Linked DNA regions of Mus musculus: region 1 is linked to region 2. The links are chromatin loops, found by intact Hi-C in ENCODE. Cell type or tissue: heart. All regions are shown on one strand. Each heading gives the region's core, and the rest is flanking DNA. Links, peaks and the distances in the headings are about the cores only. Region 1 has its middle 4.9 kb from the start of Cyp4f15. Region 2 overlaps Cyp4f16 (cytochrome P450, family 4, subfamily f, polypeptide 16).

Region 1 (2,909 bases), core at 198-2,697, 130 kb before region 2:
TGCTAGAACCCTGAGAGGTATGCTGGTTGGTGGGTTGTTGTTGGTCATTGTTAAGTATGCATGGGCAAAGAATAAACAACAAAAAGAAATTAGATATCCTGACTCAGAAGATCAAACTTGCCCCTAAGAACTCCACACCCCTATTCAGCAGGAAGTAGTCTAAGGATGGCACCATCTGTCTCCCAACCCCTGACCTATCCTTTCCTCTCTGTCCTCTCTTCTCCCTTATCTAGTGTTAGGGGCTTGATAGGGTGTGTGAAAGGGGGTGGAGAGTGGTGGAAGAAAGAAGAACTCACAAAGTAGCCAAAGAATAGCTACAGGGAACTGTTGCATGTCATGCTTAACACGCAGCAGAACTCCGTATGTGTGACTTTCAAGAATCAGTATCATGTGTGGGAACAGATGGCACCTGTCAGCTCCAGCTGTGTCATGGGACACTTTTCCTCAACTCAGGGCACTAAAGTTTTCTCATATTCTCCAGAGGAAGTAGTAGAGCTGATGTGGAGATTAGATACCTAATATTGATCAAGGAATTAAATCAATACTCCCTAGTGTGCAGCCAGCACCAAGCCTGGACTTTCCATTCTTACCTTTGGGATAGAACGAGGACATGGCTTCTAGCTAGGATTCTTGGGTCCCTTTCACACACCCATCAGGGAACTTGGTAGCTATAACCATTCATTGAGCATCCTCCAACCTTAGCAGGCTTTTGGAAAAAAAAAAAACTGTGAAGTTCTGGCTTGGGATCCAGTAACCTTGTTTTGTTTTTTTTGTTTTTTGTTTTTTGTTTTTTGTTTTTGTTTTTGTTTTTTTTTTTTTTTAAAGCTGGCTTCGATCTTTCACCAGCTGTGTGGCCTTGAGCAAGTAAGTTACTTTCTCTGAGCCTCAAATTGCTAAGGGCATGATATAATGTATGCCTGTGGGTATTCATGAGCCAGTCACCATGTTTGTCCTATTTTAGGTTCTTTAGAAGCAGGCTGTAAAAAAAAAGTGAAGCTCAAATTCTATTCCTTGGAGGTGACCCTTAGGCAATATTTTAACTACCAGGTGCTAAAAGAGGACCCCTGGGAACCAGCAACACAGTGGGAGTGATGGGAAGGGAACGTTAAAGGCATGTGTTGAAGTTTGTACAGTGTCCACCTGGGCTAAGACATGCTGTGGGTCTCTGGGAGACAAACAGTACGATGTACATGCCTAGAATTATCTCTGGAGATGGGATAGTTGCCCACCCGTGACCATCCTTCAGGACTGAAGATTGCTCCCAAGGGCTATGTTTGTCTGGGGTTTGTGGCCTGTACTGAAAAGGTTAGGTCTAAGAACAGGGCCAGGGAGCTAGCTGTAAGAGAAGCCCCAGTGATTGCAACACACACACACACACACACACACACACACACACTTAAAAACCAGCACAGTATGCAAGCACACATAAAAACCTCCTCCACACTCTACACATTTTCCTCCACATGTACATACACAGCACACATTATAAATACATTTGCACAAGTGCACACAGACTTAACCATCAAACATTCAGTTTCTCACACTTTGAATTAATGACCTAAGAGCCTGATGTTCTCAAACTGGCCAGCAGAGGGAGCTTCTTCCATTCTCAGACCCACAGGCTCGTTCATTTTACGTCCTTTTTGATCTTAAAGCTTGTTTGTCCTGAGCAAGAAGTAAGACATTCAGGATCCCAAATACCAATTATGGCATGAAGCAGGTTTGCAAAGAATAGATTAGCTGGTGAGAGAGAAAAAGGGAAGGTCTTTTCTTTTTTAATTGTGGTACTCTATTTGTTGCCCGAGGATGTGTAAACTTGAGCAATTATGAACTTACAAAGCAACAACAACACAAAATATAGTTCCGCTAAAGCTCACCCGAAGGAACAGTGAGTTTATTGGGTTTACTTACAGAGCATGAATGAGAGGCTGTGCACAAAAGTGTGGACGACTTCAAAGCAGTTTCTCCATATGTGATGGCTAAATGTTGGTTGCCAACTTGACTGTATATGGAATCAACTAAACCCAAGCAGCTGGGCAGTCTATGAGGGATTTCCTCGACTGAGTCACCTGAGGTCAGAACCCATCCTAAGTCTGAGCCCCATCTCCTGCTGTCATCCCACGTGAAAGGTCACGGAAGACGGAAGCTTTTGCGTTTTGCCTGCTTGCTCTCACTCGTGCTGGCAAGCTCATCTGTCTTGTGGCTAAGTACTCCTTCTTTGGTCTGAAAACCTTTTTCTCCAGGATTCCAGCGCAGACTGAAGAGAGCCTGAAGCAGTTCTCTAGGGACCAACCCTTCAGGACCTCTGACTAGAGTAACACAGCTGAGACGTGCAGCCTCGTGAACTGAGCAGCAACTATAGATGGCCATTGTTGGACTACCCAGACCACCATCAGACCACCTGAATAAACTCCCCTTTAAGTATACATACAAATATATATTAATATGTATTTTATCAGTTCTGTTCCTTTAGAAAACTCTGACCAACACACCATAGCTGAGTAGGCGAACTTCGGTTAACCTTCCTGAGTCTGTATACTCTAGCACTTTCTCTAATTAGAACAGAATAGTTGACAAATGCTAGGAGGAGTGGCTTGAATATCAGTGGATCAAATGTAAGCTCTCAGCTATTGCTCTGGTGCCATGCCTGCCTGCTTCCATGCTCCCCTCCAAGATGAACATGGACTAACTCTTTGAAACTATAAATCCCAATAAACTCTTCTATGTTGTCTTGGTAATGGTGTCCCTTCACAACTGATAAGTAGCTAAGACAGAAGTTGGTATCAGGAAATGGTGTATTTCTGTGATACGCCTGAACATGCTTGTTTTTTGAGAAATGTGGAAGCCTTTTGGACTTTGAATTAGAAAAGTGGTTGAATGCTTTTAACATAGCTTAAAGCTTAATGGGC
Region 2 (2,909 bases), core at 220-2,719:
TTGATCATACCCAATAACTTATAAGCTAATACTCTACAATGAAGACACCCAGAGCATATAACATCTCTAAGACCAGTAAAAGGCAAATGAAGCAGCTACATTTAGACCAATCAGAGAATTTTAATTTTTCTAGCTATAATTATAAAATAAAAAGCACTTTGTCATTAGCTAAATGCAATAACCACAATTGCAGAGAATTTTCTTAGGAAAAAAAAATATCCATCAGCTTTTTCGCCCCAAAACCAAGAGGCTGCAGACTCCCTTTCTCAAAAAAATAGTTTTTCCAGCAGGAGCCCTCCTATTGTGCCTGATCCTGGCTAAAGTGTATGGCCACTCTCTTGCTAAACGAGCAGATAAAGTTTTAGCCATCTTTATTTTCCAACATGAAACACAGAACATTCAGTCATTCACACAACAAAACGAAACACACATGAATCAACACGTAAACAGACCGGTGCACCAGACATTAGACAACACAAAGAGGGCAGAGAACTGCTGTAGAGCTAGAGAGAATAAAGCAGGGCATCCCCCAAATTCTCTCTGTCTCTGGGAGAGTTCAAAATCCACTTTCCTCCCGCCTGATGTAGTTTCCAACTGCGGCCATCCACCTGTTCCATTGATTTACACCCTTTTATTTCTCTCGCCTACAAAGCAGCTTCTGAAAGCTGCGGCTGACTGCCTGCTGCTTTCCTAGATCCTGATATCACTGCTGAACCTAAGCGAATCCAGCAAGCATGTCAGCACGCTGTTCCAGCTTGGACAGTACAGCACCCTTAGCAACGGGCCCCAGTACAAATATCCTATCTGCAGAGCTCAATGCCAGCAGTGTTTCCTCCAATGTCTTCTGCAATTCCCAGGTCCTGCGTTGGTACACTAAATTGTTGCAAGCCAGCCAGCGGCTCACATGTCCAGGTTCGAGCCTGGGAGGCAACCGGGAGCTGAAAGAAAAGAGGGAACCTAGGCAAGTTGAGAAATAATGGAACCAAGACATGCTAGTCTGTTCAAGGTTCAAATGTTTAATGGAGAATGCGCTTATAAAAAGGAGGGGAAGCCCATTCCCACCAATTCAATTTGGAGCCTGGAGCCAGCTGCAGGCATAGTCTCCTGAATAGCTCTGGGGCCTCTCAGCACCGTAGCAGTATCTTGAAGAGGAACAGGGAAAATGGCTGAACACTAGAGTAATCTAGGGAGGAAGGCTACACCCTAGGTAATCTCCTTAGTGTCAGCAAAGTCAAGGTCTGGCTCAGCCTGCTTCAGACTTGTGGGAGGTTACATGCCAGTAAACCTTGTAACTCTCCTGCTCAAACATCTATGGTGCCTCCCTATCGCTAAAAGAATAAAGGCCGTTCTTGAGCTGGGGTGCATGCAACTCTTCATCAGTCTGCAGGCCCTGTGGGCTACCCAGAAAGGCCCTTGGACTCAGAAAGCAGCCCCAGACTTTTCTCAGCCAGGCTTCCAGACAGTCTCTGTTATCCTGCAGCGCCCTCTGATGGCTCTGGGTGAAACTCCGCTTATTCTGGGATTGGCAAAGGAAAGTGACTGAGACAGTAGTAGACCTGGTCACTGAGCGCCCTTGCTCAGAGGCTCCACCCGCAGCCACAACCCGCCCTCCGCCCGCAGGATTATCTCTGGCTTCCGGCGCGGCTCCTTGTCATCAGGCAGGATGCGGAAGCGCAGCAGAGTCAGCGCCAGTGCCACCTTCATCTCGCTCATGGCGAAAGTCTGTCCTATGCAGTTCCTGCAGAGGGGCAGGATGGGGACTCTGTGCAGTGCCTAGACAGGAGCTCCTGGACCCAACCTGATCCAGTCCTGGCCGCACCTGGTCAGCCCTTCAACTTCCAACCCTGGGTTCTGCAGACTTTTGTGCATACTCTGAGCAGAGGGTGGTAAGGAGAACTAGAACCCAACCATCCCAGCTCCACCCTATTCCCACTGTCAGCCCCAGAATCTACCCATCACCACAAGCCATCTGGTCTCACCTGGGCCCGGCAGAAAAGGGAATAAAAGCCAGAGGGGACCTCTTCTGTGGGTTTTCTGGGTCAAAGCGGAAGGGGTCATAGACCTGAGGGGAGGGGCAAGATGAGGCTTCTAGTTTGCTTCTTTGCCCATACCCAGCCAGCCCCCCAAAAAGTAGACATGAAGACAGGGGTGACAGCTTCTTGTTTCCAGGTTGGGGCTACATCCCCTTCCCATGTCCCTCCCAGCAATGCCTGGAGGAGCCCCCACCTCAGGGTCTGGCCAGACTGATGGATTGTGATGAATACCAAAGATGCTGATGACACAGATGTTCCCTGTTGGGTAGGAGGATCCAGTCAGTACTAGCCAGGTCCAAGCTGCCCCTAGGGACCGTCACCCTACTCAGATGCTTCCCATCTGCTCCTCCCTTCGCCCTTGACTTTCAGGACACCTTTAGGGATGACCCGGCCATCAGGTAGCACAATGTCCCGGGTGCAGCGGCGGAGGAGGTCTATGACTGGGGAATGTAGCCGCAGACTCTCCTTGATGCACATGGTCAGGAAGGGTAGCTGGGCCAGGTCGTCCCTAAGGAACACAGCGCACAATTATTCAGGAGCAAAACAAAGTCTAAGCTCAGCCTCATCAGCCTCTGGTTGGATTAACCACTCGCCTCTCATGCTTAGTCATGGAACAAATTATATTCTAGATGAATCAAGGATGCTTGCCAGTTCTTTTGTGTGTTTGTGTCTACTACTAAGAATAACCTTGAATTCCTGTATTTATCATTCTACTTCCCAAGTTTTGAAGCCACAGGGGTCAACTAAGATCTAGGGCCTTGGATCTAAGATTAACACTACTCTCCCCCGAAATCTCAAAAACATGGGAAGGGGGAAGCTTAACCTGAAATATTTCTACTTAAAGCCTACAGCTCCAAAAATATCCTAAACTTGATA

Evidence for each region. Peaks named below come from ENCODE experiments on the same cell type or tissue, not always from the same donor. Only the 100,000 strongest peaks of a DNase experiment are listed, where the experiment ranks them.
Region 1: it touches region 2 in a loop (13-fold over the local background); 18 of 42 quality-filtered maps call a loop at or near these places.

The regions. Positions count from the first base shown.
Region 1 is chr17:32,679,288-32,682,196 of GRCm38, reverse strand. No RefSeq gene overlaps it. Among named protein-coding and RNA genes, the nearest start is that of Cyp4f15, 4.9 kb to the left of the region's middle. In heart, for the core only: a CTCF peak has its summit at 1,588 (motif pointing right); no DNase peak of the experiment used is centred there.
Region 2 is chr17:32,549,885-32,552,793 of GRCm38, reverse strand. It overlaps Cyp4f16 (cytochrome P450, family 4, subfamily f, polypeptide 16), which reads right to left. Exons shown (of 13, transcript NM_024442.2): 10 at 2,408-2,541; 11 at 2,227-2,291; 12 at 1,980-2,062; 13 at 996-1,738. The coding sequence ends at 1,561. Among named protein-coding and RNA genes, the nearest start is that of Gm41570, 12 kb to the left of the region's middle. In heart, for the core only: a CTCF peak has its summit at 1,485 (motif pointing left); a DNase peak (open chromatin) is centred at 1,533; H3K4me3 peaks cover 870 bases; H3K27ac peaks cover 428 bases.